Linked DNA regions of Homo sapiens: region 1 is linked to region 2. Evidence: chromatin contacts called from ENCODE Hi-C or POLR2A ChIA-PET data. All regions are on one chromosome and are shown on one strand. The core of a region is the stretch at or near the end of the contact, and the rest is flanking DNA. Distances in the headings are between cores, read along the strand shown. Region 1 overlaps PTGFRN (prostaglandin F2 receptor inhibitor). Region 2 has its middle 39 kb from the start of PTGFRN.

Evidence for each region. Hi-C counts contacts between places; a loop is a spot of excess contacts on that map. ChIA-PET counts read pairs that join two places held with the same protein, here RNA polymerase II (POLR2A). Pooled maps may share reads with other maps.
Region 1: a map of ovary shows a loop between it and region 2 (2.2-fold over the local background). The contact joins two enhancer-like sites. A Hi-C loop is called at or near these places in 13 of 168 maps with a recorded cell type or tissue (CD4-positive, alpha-beta T cell, CD4-positive, alpha-beta memory T cell, CD8-positive, alpha-beta T cell and 7 more), 2 of 37 single-sample maps with no recorded cell type and 19 of 50 pooled maps. POLR2A ChIA-PET finds 5 or more read pairs at or near these places in 12 of 52 experiments (CD4-positive, alpha-beta T cell, CD4-positive, alpha-beta memory T cell, GM12878 and 9 more).

What each region holds. Positions count from the first base shown.
Region 1 is chr1:116,918,456-116,925,044 of GRCh38, forward strand. All of the region lies in intron 1 of PTGFRN (prostaglandin F2 receptor inhibitor), which reads left to right. Among named protein-coding and RNA genes, the nearest start is that of PTGFRN, 12 kb to the left of the region's middle. Within about 2 kb of position 1,561, at least 5 of the 41 ENCODE cell types and tissues checked have a DNase peak (open chromatin) inside an H3K27ac peak, as active enhancers do.
Region 2 is chr1:116,867,042-116,873,851 of GRCh38, forward strand. No RefSeq gene overlaps it. Among named protein-coding and RNA genes, the nearest start is that of PTGFRN, 39 kb to the right of the region's middle. RefSeq lists an enhancer at 3,986-4,280. Within about 2 kb of position 4,875, at least 2 of the 41 ENCODE cell types and tissues checked have a DNase peak (open chromatin) inside an H3K27ac peak, as active enhancers do.

The DNA of each region.
Region 1 (6,589 bases), core at 311-2,810, 48 kb after region 2:
CATTGGCAGCACCTGGGGGAATCTCAGGTCCAAACTTGTGAATCAAAGTTTGTATTTGAACAAGATCCGCAGGGGATTCAAATGCATGCTAAAGTTTAAGAAGCATGTCTGGAGGAGGTTTGGCATACAAATTACTTGGTAGTCTGGGCTTTCTCAGTGGGACTGAGGCAAAGCCATGGTCAGAGTCTGAGCTGGAGGAGAGTGGGCTGGGGCTGGACCCCACGGGAATGTGACAGTCATTCAGTTAGCAGTGAAGGATGGAGGATAGCATAGGTCTGTAGTAAAGGCAGTGGGCCTAGTTTCGTGGCTTTATCCCACCAAGTTTGGCAGCCTAGGAGGGACAGCATCATGTGGTCTCTCCATGGAATGAGAGTGGAAGGATGAGTGATAAAGGAACCGAGGGAACTGATGAGAACATCACAGGAAAGATTAGCCAAGGAGTACACGTGGGATAGGCAGGTGAGTGGGGCTTCCAGGCTTGATGCACCTGCAGAAGGTTTGAGGGCCTGGAGGGCATGATGATGGCATAAAAGCAGATTCTGAGGTGCAAGGGAATGGGTAGTCTAGGAAAGTAGGAGGTGAGGATCAAGAGAGGTAACTTCTGAGTTCAGGGTTTTGGCAGCAGAGATCTAAGGGGAGATAGGCTGGATGGCTAGTAGTGACATAAGCATTTATTCAGAGTTTCTGCCTCTTCCACCATTTTGGCTGGTTGAGCTAATATCTGACTGGGTTGGGCCTGAATGGATTAGGAGAGAGGGGTGTGACTTAGAAGCATTAGCCCTAGGCGTTGTGGGGAAAAGGCAGTAACCTATGACTAAGATGAATTGGGGGTTGGGGACCAGGTGCGATGCAAGAGAAACCAATATGAGGGTTCTTTCCTTCCCAATAAATTCCTGTCTACCTTTTTTGTAGCATTTATTTTGTGCCAGGCACTACGCTTTTCTTTTCTTTTCTTTTTTTTAAAGAGAGGGGGTCTCTGTCACCCAGGCTGGAGTGTAATGTTGCAGTCATAGCCCACTGCAGCCTCAACCTCCCTGGCTGAAGTGATCCTCCCACCTCAGCCTCCCCAGCAGCCGGAACCAGCTAATGCACTTTCCATAGATGAACTTATTTAGGAGGCTTCATAGCCCCATGAGAGTAGGCACTGTTGTTACCCCTGTTTAATAGATGAGCAAACTGAGTCACAGAGGTGAAGTCACTTGCTCAGGGTCACAGTGTAAGTGGCAGACTTGGGATTCAAACCCAGGTAGTCTGGCTCCAGAGTGTGGGTTCATAACCACAGTACACTAGTCTGTCTTTCCATGTTAGTCAAAATATATCTTTGAAAACACTGAAAGGAATTGATATAATTAGCTAAATTGTGATAACATTTGTTTCCTTGTCTTTCAAGACAGGAGGCTTGGATTTTGGCCCTTGTCCTTCTACTCACTAGTTTTGTGACCTTGGACAAGTTGCTGAACAGCTCTCAGCCCCTGTAAAATAAGGGTTGGGCTAGCTGATCCCAAAGGTCTCCCCTTCCATCTCCAGAATTCTTTGAGTTCATGCTGACCCCTGCTGTTGGCCATGTGGCCTCTTGGCCCAGCCCTGGCTTCCTGCCCATCTTCTGAGCACTCCTTATAATCCTGCAGCCTGTGCCTGTTGTCTCTCACCTGGCTGGTGCCTCTTCACAACAGTGGGTTGGTGCCTCTGAGGGCTCTGGAAATTGTTCGGTCCTTGTGTAGGCGACTGCTGCCTGATTGCAGCCCATTTCCTGCACACTAAGGATCTTTCCCTGTGGTTCTCTAGGGTACAGAAGTGTCCCCACCACCAGGCTAACTGGGCTTTCAGGCAGACCCCTGGGGGAAGTCACAGAAACAGTAAAACTAATAAGCCATTTCTAGATGACAGACTGTTTCGTATCATTACCAATTTTCTTTTATGTGTGCAAGTTTTGATTGAGGATATCAGCCATGAGTAAGCTGGGGCTGACTAATCAAGCCTCAGCCCTCACAAATGTGACTTGTGTCTTCTCCCTTCAGCCTAGGAAAGAGCCTGGAAGATGTTCCACAGGTTGCCCTTTTCCCAGTATGCCCCAGACCACAGTGAGAAGAGACACAGACATCTTGAGATGTGTATAAATATTGCTACTACTTTGGCTTTTACACCCTTCCTGAAGGGTAGAAGAGTTGAAATACTTTTGTTTTTTTGAAGCAGGGTCTTGCTCTGTTGCCCAGGCTGGAGTGCAGTGGGGCAATCTTGGCTCATTGCAACCACTGCCTCCCGGGTTCAAGCAATTCTCATGCCTCGGCCACCCAAGTAGCTGAAATTACAGGGATGTGCCACTACACCGGGCTAATTTTTGTATTTCTAGTAGAGACGGGGCTTCACCATGTTGGCTAGGCTGGTCTCGAACTCCTGGCCTCAAGTGATCCACCTGCCTCAGCCTCCCAAAGTGCTGGGATTACAGGTGTGAGCTACCATGTCTAGCCGAAGAGTTGAAATTCTGACATCTCCAACCAATAGACTCAGCTGGCTAAAAAATGTGCCCCTAGTATTTGGGGAATTTCTTCCTTTTCATTGCTTTGGTCTGAACAAGGAAGGTTCAAAATGATGCTGGATAAATACCACCTACTAAAAGGATACATTCTAGAAAGTCTATGTGTTATAGAAGAAACTTATGTGTATGAGCTCAGTCCTTACTGCATCTTGGCTGCTGTCTGGCCCTCCCTGGCTACTTTGAGGTGCTACTGTTGATGCTGCTGCTAAGCCTAGTGATTTCATCTCAGTGGTTTTGGATGCAGATATTTTTGAGGCTTATCCCTTTAGGATGTACTGAGAAGCGAATATTAGCTGATTTGGTGTCTGTCCAGTGTACACTACTTTGCTTATGTTGCAGCGAGGAGTTAAAAAACACACACATTTTTGGTACAACTATTCGTTTTCCCATTTTCTGAAAGCTGGCGCATTGAAACGTTTTCTTATTTATTAGAAGACATTACAGTCCATCATCTTTGATTGAGAAATCCTTACAGTAAGTTCCAAGTTAAGACCATAGTGTGTAACTCACGGCATGACACAGCACAGGGTACTGAGTCACATTAGTCAAAGTAAAAACAGTTATGACCCTTGAAGGAATAAATTATTTGTGTCCAACTTTACTTTTCAATACAGGACATTGCTACTTTGCTTTGTAATCTTTTTTTTTTTTTAGTACTTCCGCAGCATTAAGGGAATATTGACTCTGTTTCTGACATTGTGCAAGATTACAAAGTCCAAAATGGAATGGAACCAGTTATAAGTGAATGGCAGAATGGATCATAGGTGTTTTTTAAAGGCTTGGGTGAATGAGTTATTAGATCACTGTACATATGGGACTGTCACAATTATAGAGATGAAACTGAGGCCAGGGGCTGTTATTATTGAAAAGTTCCATGGAGCAGGTGGGGCTGGAGAGTCGGGAGCCAGGAGCAGGAGGAAATGCATTTCAGGTATGAAAGTGGGCAGTACGGTTTCTCAGAGGTGGGAGTAGATAAATGTGTACAGGTTGGTGTCCCATTTGGGGATTAGCTAACTTCAGCTGGAAAAGTAATAGAGACCTTAGGGGACGTGGATATTAAACTCTGGGGAAGGGAGGTTGGTGGAGAAGAATGTGAGCAAAGTCACCCTGAAAGATGTTGGCAGCATCACCAGCGCCCACAGAGCAGCTAAGAGCCGGCATGTGTGAGGCTGGAGAGGTCCGCTGGAGCTTACAGGAAGCCAGCCTGCTAAATTAAGGTGATAAGTCAGGCCATAATCCTATTTTTGGTTGTTTCTTATAAGAAAAACAACTCACAAAACAATTACTGATGTTCCCCCCAGATAGTTTATCAGAGCATTTCTTCAAAGGACTATGACCTGATAAGAGACACATAAGTTTTAGAGCAATGATGGGAATTTTAGTTGGTTTTCTATGGAAACAAGGTTTATGCAATCATGTGATCTATTCATCGGAGTCCTATTTTCATTACCATTTATCCCACAAACAAGTTTCAGCGGAAACAGTAGTATGAATCCCAGGAAGCCTAGTGTCATACGTGGCTCATAAATAATTGGGGAAGGTACCTTTGTTAGCCCATCTAGGGAGGGCCACAGAGGTAGCAAGGTGGCATATGCTGCCCAGTGGTACCCTCAGGGACCCCACATTCCAGCACCGAGTTAGCTCACACCACAGGCTGAAAGGTAGTTATCATGCAGCAGGATGTGACTTTGGGTCATTAGAAAACAGCAGTGATGAGGCAAGCTCTGCTTTCTGTCCAGTATGTTCATTTAAGGCATTTGGGCCTCAAGACAAAGAAGTGTGAAAACTGAGCACATAATCAAGTGTTGGTGACCCCTCTTGAGGTTTTCCCAAGTACCCCTCCCACCAGTCCTTAGAAACGACTGGAAGATAGATGCACACAACACCTTCTTTGGTTTATATATTTGTCTTGGAATTATTTCCAGTTATTTGATTCTTTGGATTTCAAGTAAAGCCTCATTTCCTCAGTGAAATGAGGACATGTTGGACCCAGGAGCGCTGCCGCCTACAGCATGGGCCAGCCTGCGTCAGCTCTTGGTGATGGGCTGTCACTCAGCCACCTTCCTTGAGAGCACAGCCATCGGTTTGTGATGATCTGTTTATTAGGATGAGCATTTGTGTGTCTCACCCAACCGTAAGCAGCTCGAAAGCAGGATCATGTCTGTTTTTGCTTACCCCAGCATGTAGGAACTTGAATCTTTGAATAATTGAATTAATGTATGTGCTTAGAAAAATGCCTATAAGGTGTGTATATTATATATATTTAAAATTGTGGACGTTAAGTTATAACAGGGGCAGAAGATATCTATGTGTCCTTTTTACTATCTTTCTTATGTGTGCTTATTTATCTTCTTTTGTTTGGAAAGAATTGCGTGTGACTTCATTTCTAAGACAGGTTTTTGTGGTAGAGTAGGAAAAAATGAAATCTATACATGTTAAAGAAGGGGTGAGAAAAGTCTCCATTCTTCTTCCTGTGGATTTTCTCGTTTTTTTCCTTGGCAGCTTGGGTGGAAGACAGATGACTCATGAGTTCTCATTATTGTTTCTCCACTGCCTCCACCCCTTCCCTTTGCAGGATTGATACAACCGTTTCCACCCCAGAATGGCATAGGCTCCCTTCTTGGGCTTCGTCCTGGTTGGTCATAGTCTAGAGAAGCAGACTTCTTCAGTCCCAGTGTATGCGTCGAGTGCCTCGTGGCTGGGTTCATTCAAACCATGGATCATCTGCTTGTCATCACTGTTCTAGGGAGCAGCCCACACTGAGCCACATCTGAGCAAAGGGGCAGTAGTACTGCCGCCTGTAGCGTGGGCCTGGTCTCACTGGGTAGTTAATAACCACTATTTATTATCTGCCCCATGTCGAGCATTATTCTGGATCTGGGGGCACCTAAAAACATAGATCGACACAGTCCTTTGACTCCTCCAGCAACCAGTCTAAATGTGGAGGATGACACACACACAGGAAGAGAGGTGGCATGGACGAAGTGTCATCCAAGGATTGTTAAACGAAAGGGGAAACAAACTGAACATTAAAGAAAAGGGAGAGCATTCTGGGAGTACTTTAGGCAGAGGTGTTTTTGCAGAAAAGGTAAGTATGATCCCCTGTACCTGTTTATATCACTACCTATGTCTCGTCTCTACCTGTGCATGTATTTTTTTTTTTTTTTTTTTTTTGAGACGGAGTCTCACTCTTTTGCCTAGACTGGAGTGCAGTGGCACAGTCTCGGCTCATTGCAACCTCCGCCTCCCAGGTTCAAGCAGTTCTCTGCCTCAGCCTGCCGAGTAGCTGGGATTACAGGCGCCTGCCACCACACCCGGCTAATTTTTGTATTTCTAGTAGAGATGGGGTTTCAGCATCTTGGCCAGGCTGGTCTTGAACTCCTGACCTCGTGATCTACCTGCCTCAGCCTCCCAAAGGGCTGGGATTACAGGCGTGAGCCACCACACCCAACCTGCATGTAGTTTTAAAGGCATTAGTGCCATGTCTGGATTGGGGACTTTTGTAAGGATCCAGAGCACCCAGATAGTTGGTTTTTACTAGCCCCAAAGAAGAGTGTAAGTAAAATTGATGAGGTGAGTTTTGGGGTTTAGAATCCTGAGATTGTGTCACTTCCCAAGGTGCTGAGAACTGGTCCCTTGATTGACGCTGTGTGTCACAGTTGCCCCAGCCACATGCTCTGCGCTTTCTGTATTGAGCCTGGTGAAGGGCTATTTTTGAAAATTCACTGATGAAGGGCTGTTTCTGAAATTAATGAGATTATGTACTTTTTGTTAAGCCCCTGGATGACGATCCAAAGATCAATTCTGGCCCTAACATTCCAGAAGCTCATTGAGATAGGAGTGATCACAGTCACTGCATCAGCAGGCATGCTGCTGGGCTGGGGGTGTGGTGATGAGCAGTCCCTCCAGAGTCTCACAGGGAGGCTGACAGGCAGTTGGCTCCAGGTGATCGTGGTGGCAAGCAGACCCGCAGTGGGCACCTTCTAAACTCTGCCTGAGCTGGGGGCTGAGGTGGGGAAGGATCAGGAAAGCCTTCAGCAAGCTGGACTCATT
Region 2 (6,810 bases), core at 3,625-6,124:
TTCTGTCGTCCTTTCATAACCTCTTCCTTGTAGGTTACAAGCTGCTAGCCCACCTCTTAGAACCTCTCATTTCCTTTCCATCATGGAAATCTATCCTCAAGGAAATCACTTCTCAGTGTTCCATCTGCTATTCTACTACTCCTCAGGGATTCTTCAGGCCCCCTCCCTTCCCTACACGTCAAGCTTGGGGATTTGCCCCTGCCCAGGACTGGCAAATTGACTTTACTCACATGACCCGAGCCAGGAAACTAAAATACCTCTTGGACTGGGTAGACCCTTTCACTGGATGGGTAGAGGCCTTTCCCACAGGGTCTGAGAAGGCCACCACAGTCATTTCTTCCCTTCTGTCAGACATAATTCCTGGGTTTGGCCTTCCTACCTCTATACAGTCCAATAACAGACCGGACTTTATTAGTCAAATCACCCAAGCAGTTTCTCAGGCTCTTGGTATTCAGTGGAATCTTCATAATCCTTACCATCCTCAATCTTCAGGAAATGTAGAACAGACTAATGGTCTTTTAAAAACACACCTCACCAAGCTCAGCCTTCAACTTAAAAAGGAGGACTCTGCCAAGGATAGAGTCCAAAAATTCCCAAACCAAGCAAATAATTACGCTGAACCCCCTTGGGCACCCTCTAATTGGATGTCCTGGGTCCTCGCAGTTCTTAGTCCTTTAATACCTGTTTTTCTCCTTCTCTTGTTCGGACCTTGCATCTTTCATTTAGTTTCTCAATTCATACAAAACTGCATCCAGGCCATCACCTATAATTCTATACAACAAATGCCCCTTCTAACAACCCCACAACATCACCCCTTACAACAAAATCTTCCTTCAGTTTAATCTCTCCCACTGTAGGTTCCCATGCTGCCCCTAATCCTGCTCGAAGCAGCCCTGAGAAACATCGCCCATTATCTATCCATACCACCTCCAAAAATTTTCACCACCCCGATGCTTCACCACTATTTTGTTTTGTTTTTCTTATTAATATAAGAAGACAAGAATGTCAGGCCTCTGAACCCAAGCTAAGCTACCATATCCCCTGTGACTTGCACTTATACATCCAGATGGCCTGTTCCTGCCTTAACTGATGGCATTACCTTGTGAAATTCCTTCTCCTGGCTCAGAAGCTCCCTCACTGAGCACCTTGTGACCCCTGCCCCGCCCGCCAGAAAACAACCCCCTTTGACTGTAATTTTCCATTACCTACCCAAATCCTGTAAAATGGCCCCACCCCTATCTCCCTTCGCTGACTCTCTTTTCAGAGTCAGCCCACCTGCACCCAGGTGGAATAAACAGCCTTGTTGCTCACACAAAACTTGTTCTGTGGTCTCTTCACATGGACGTGTGTGACAATATCTATTGCAACTGATAAAAATTTTATACAAAATGATGAGCTACTATGCATTTCCAACTTCACATTGAGTGATGTCACATTAGTAACTTGAAATCAGTCATGATGGGTGTATTTACACCAAGAAAATTGGCCAGCTCTATCAGTCAGGGTTTCCTCCCTGCATCCCCCAGGGAAGCCAGTGGTTAAACATTTAGCAGCACACTCCTGATTGCAATCCTTAAGACTTACTCACTATTCGGTATTTACTGGCTAAGACCAACTACAGTATAAGGTCCTCACAACTGAGCATATGAAGAGCACCTTTCCTCAAAGACCCACCATAAGGCAGGTGGAGCATGGGGCTCAGGTATTCCTTCTATTTCCGGACTTGATGATTCTGAATTGTTTCAACTTCCTGAAATTCTTACCTTCCACCAGAAAGGCTCAACCACTTTGAATTTTCTAACCTACCTTTTCTTCTACCAAGGTTCTAAATCATCTTGTGGCTATATTGCTCCTCAGCCCAGATCTCTGCTGTTATGTGTCCATGAGATGCCTAACTCTGCTTGAGAAAGCAACGGAATGAGGGAACCAAAGTGTCCTTCTCCTGAGCAGTCCTAGAGATTGGGTTGTGAGTAGGTCACTAGCATAACTCTGGGGAATGGATCAGTTCTTAGAATGATGCTGCTGCCAAGGCGAGGCATGTTATCCCAAATCTCAGTGGCTGTTACAAGAGGAGGAGACTACCCAACTGCCTTGTTTGGAACATGACCCATGTTGGCCAAGTATCTCTCTGCCCAGTGAGTACACTAAGGTAAGACCAAACAGGACTGGACACTTTGCACTCAAGTTTCCCTGGACCTAAAATAGTAGCTATGGATTTGGAGGGGGAAAGGCTAGCTTTCCCTTTTGGACTTCCTGCAATTACTAACATGGGGGGGTCTTGAATAATGTGCTCTGGGAAATGACTGGGTACATTATATGCATCTCAAACTGGGTAGAGAGGCATCCCAGTTCAATGAAACAGAACAAGATGAAAAGGCTGGGCACGGTGGCTCATGCCTGTAATTTCAGCACTTTCGGAGGCCAAGGCAGGTGGATCACAAGGTCAGGAGTTCAAGAGCAGCCTGGCCAATATGGTGAAACCCCGTCTCTTCTAAAAATACAAAAATACTTGGGAGGCTGAGGCAAGAGAATCACTTGAACCCGGGGGGCAGAGGTTGCAGTGAGCCGAAATCTCGCCACTGCACTTCAGCCTGGGCGACAGAGTGAGACTCCATCTTAAAAAAAAGAAAAAGAAAAAGAAGGAGATGAAAAGGAAGGAGAAGAGGAGGAGGAGGAAGGAGGAAGAGGAGGAGGAGAAGGAGGAGGAGGAGGAGGGGGAGGAGGAGAAGAAGAAAGGAAAGAAAGAAGGAAAGAGAAGGAATGGCACAGATTAGACAATGAAGAACAAACCCCGGCTATTCTGCCTCAGACTGCCCCTTCTGCTGCATTCTCCGACTCAGTTAATGTGATCTTCATTTTCTAGTTTCTCAGATCTTTATTTTTTACTTCTTTCTCTCACAACCCAAATTTAATCTATTATCAACTACACTTTCTCTCTCTTTTTTTTTTTTTTTTTTTTTTTTTTTTTGACAGAGTCTCTCTCTGTTCACCAATCTGGAGTGTAGTGGCTCAACCTCAGCTCAATGCAACCTCTGCCTCCTGGGTTCAAGCAATTCTCTTATCAAGCCTCCTGTGTAGCTGGGACTACTGGCATGCACCACCATGCCTGGTTAATTTTTGTATTTTTAATAGAGACGGAGTTTCGCTATGTTGGCCAGGCTGATCTCAAACTCCTGAGCTCAAGTGATCTGCCTGCCTTGGCTTCCCAAAGTGCTGGGATTACAGGTGTGAGCCACTGCGCCCAGACATTTATCAATCATACTTTCAAAATAAACCTAGAATGTACCCTTTCCCTCACCATTTACCCCTGCCACCCCCCGATCGCAGTCACCATCGTCTCTCTCCTGCATGATCACAAACGCTGCTAATGGGCCTGTTTCTGCCCTGGCTTTCTCTTGTTTCAACAGAACAACCAGAGTGATCTTGTTAAATCATGAGCCAAATGACATCACTCCTCAGCTCAAAGTCTTCCAGAGGCTCTCATCGGGAATGAAGGCCAAAGTCCTTCCTCTGTCCTGCGGGACCCTACTGATCTGCACCCCTTGCCTCTTCAACCTCATTGCCAACTACCTCCCCCTTGTTCATTCTGCCCTATCTACGCTGGCCTCTGTGCTGTTCCTTGACTATATACCAGACAGATGCCCACACCAGGAACTTTGCAGTTACTATTTGCTCCCCCAAGACACTCTTCCCCCAGATAACCATATGCCTGATTCCCCACTTCTCTTAGTTCTGTACTCAAAAGTCATCTTCTGAGTGAGTCCTTTCCTGGCTACCTAACCAAAACATCTCCACCATCTCCATGCTTCATATTCCCTTTCTTTGTTTTTTTTCTTCTTGGCTTTTATTACCCTTTGTATATTTATCTTTTTTATTGACTATCTCTCATTAGCATATGGGTATATGAGGGCACAGATTTTTGTTTTGTTTACTCTCCAGGTTCTAGAACAGTGCCTGGTTCATAGTAAATGCTCATTTCAATGATCTATTGCTGCATCATAAGCCATCCTAAAATACAGGGACTTGAAACAACAGTTTATTAGAATCTCACAATCTCATAGGCTGACTGGGCTCAACTGGGTGGTTCTTCCTTGGGAATCTCTCATGTGGTTGGAGTCAAATGGCAGCTGGGACGGGAGTCATCTGATAGACTTGGCTGACACAGGATGCTGGCTACTGGCCAGGAGTTCAGCTCCGCCCACTGTCTGGAGTGCCTACATGTGACCCCTCCAAGTTCACTGGGGGCACCAACTTTTTTCTTTTTCTTTTTTTTTTTCTGAGACAGAGTCTCTTTCCATCACCAGGCTGGAGTGCAGTGGCATGATCTCGGTTCACTGCAACTTCCACCTCCCAGGTTCAAGCGAGTCTCCTGCCTCAGCCTCCCGAGTAGCTGGGATTACAGGCACTCGCCACGACATCCGGCTAATTTTTTGTATTTTTAGTAGAGATGGGGTTTCACTACGTTGGCCAGTCTGGTCTCAAACCCCTGACCTCATGATCCACCCACCTCAGCCTCCCAAAGTGCTGGGATTACAGGCGTGAGCCATGGCGCCTGGCGAGGCACCATCTTTAAAGATTAACTACCAGGGTATTCAGTGAATACTTGTGGGATGAAGGAAGGCAGAAAGGGAGGGGAGATGGTGGGAGGGAAGTAACTGGAAAATTTACAAAAAAGAAAATGAGGAAGGAAAGGAGACAGCAGAAAAGGAAGGAGAAAAGGAGATGTGGATTTCTGAATATGATGACAGTATTATAGCCCGGGAATAAAATCCATCCTTTCCTGCCTGACCCTTCTTTCCCATCTCCCTCAAGTTGCATAATAACCTGCTTGGAAGCAGAAATTCAACTAACGCCACATATCAGAACTGGAGCGCTCTTGGCAGAATCTTCTACAATTTATACCCCAAGTTCAAATTTAAGCCAAGGCATATTTCCAAGGAAAGAACAACACAGTACTTTATCTTGATGTTGCTCCTCACCCTTGGTGATTTCAAAGCAGGTTTATAAACAAGCGCTGTCATTGTGCAAGAGAGGAAATGGAAGGGAACTAGTAATATTTAGGTAACCAATAACAAAATCTTTGAGTCAATATTATAGTGAAATGATTAAGTAATTACGTGGAATCAGAGGCAGACTACAACTGCATCAAATTAATAAAGTAGAATTTGGAAGAAATAAGATATAAAAATTTCCACATAAAAACTGAAGTCAATTGAGGCTGTAAGGAGCTAGAAATTAAAAATAGATTTATACCAAACTAGGTAGAACAAAATTGAAACAGTTGTTGAGATATTAAAAATGGATTTGCTTTTAAAACCGTTTGGAATAGTTTAGTCATTTTCCAGAGCCATAGATATTCTGTGCCAGTTGAGCACTTTTTCCCAAACCAACCTGGCAGACGGTTGTCTAATCAGGAAGCTTTGCAGGCAAGTTCCTTGGCTAAAACCCATAGGAATAAATGAATTTGGGTTTCTAAAGTTCCAGTGTCTCAGTACAAAGAGAGATAGGTAACCCTTTTTCCTAGAGATACTGATGATGATATAAATTGTGGTATGACAGAATGCAAATTCCCTAAGCTTGGAATTCTCCTCTAACTGACATGTCACAGAATAAGATGGCATCATGTTTACTTCAATTTGTGGTCTCTCTAAACCACTTTGGTCTTTGGCCCCCAGATCTGCCCATTTCAGGGAAACTGGAGTAACTCAAAAAAGTAACTTGTCATGAATTAGTTAGGATTAGGTTTGGCAGCAGGATATTGAACTCTCCCTACTCCCCAACACCTTCACCTCCCTTAAAAAACAATAACAAAAAAAAAAACCAGTGGCTTAAACAACATGAAAGTTTATTTCTCTTTCATATAAGCCTGAATAGGTAGTCCACAGATGGTAAAGGGCTCCACAGTGCAGGGAATCAGATTTTTTTTATTTTTATTTTTCTGCCTTAACTGCATAATCTCCACTTCCTAAATCATCCTATCGTCCAAAATGAATGCTTGAGCTCCATCCCGCATATCCCATTCCATCCAGGAGAAAGAAGAAAAAGGTAGAGAGCAGGAAAAGCTCCCTGCCTTTAAGAACACTTTCCAGAAGTTGCTCACACTACTTCTACTTACATCTAACTAACCAAACGTTAATCCCATGACCGGGAGAGAATCAAGAAGACTGGGAAGCAGTCCTTCTAGCAGCAGGTGCCTAGCTAAACATTTAAGGTCCTAATACTTTAAAATAGAAGAAAACAAATGTTGTGAGACAATTAAACAGTCTCTCTGCTACAGTTTATCCCTTTGGCCTCCCCAAATATATGGGCATCCCCATGTAGGACACAATCCCTCCTCAAGGGGAAGAAACCCAGGGACTGCCTCCAGATCAAAGTCAAGATCTCTGAGTGAAGTGTAGTCTCCGTCTTCAAATCCAGATATGATGTTCACAATCTTGCAAGCTGTTTTAGTCTGTTCAGGTTGCAATAACAAAATACCTTAGACTGTGTACTTTATAAATAATATAAATTTATTTCTTACAATTCTGGAGGTTAGGAAGTCGAAGATTAAGGCACCAGCAAATTTAGTGTCTGGTGAGGGCTCTCTGCCTCGAAGATGGCACCTATTGCTGAATTGTCACATGGTGGGAGGGCAAAAAAGGGCCAGACTCCCTTCAGGCCCTCTTATAAGGGTACTAATTTCATTCGTGATGTCGTCACCTGCTGAAGACTACCCCCCGACCCCTTACTATGATGACATTGGGGATTAAGTTTCAACATGAATTTTGGAGGAGCCATATTCAAACCATAGCACAAACCATAAACTAAAAG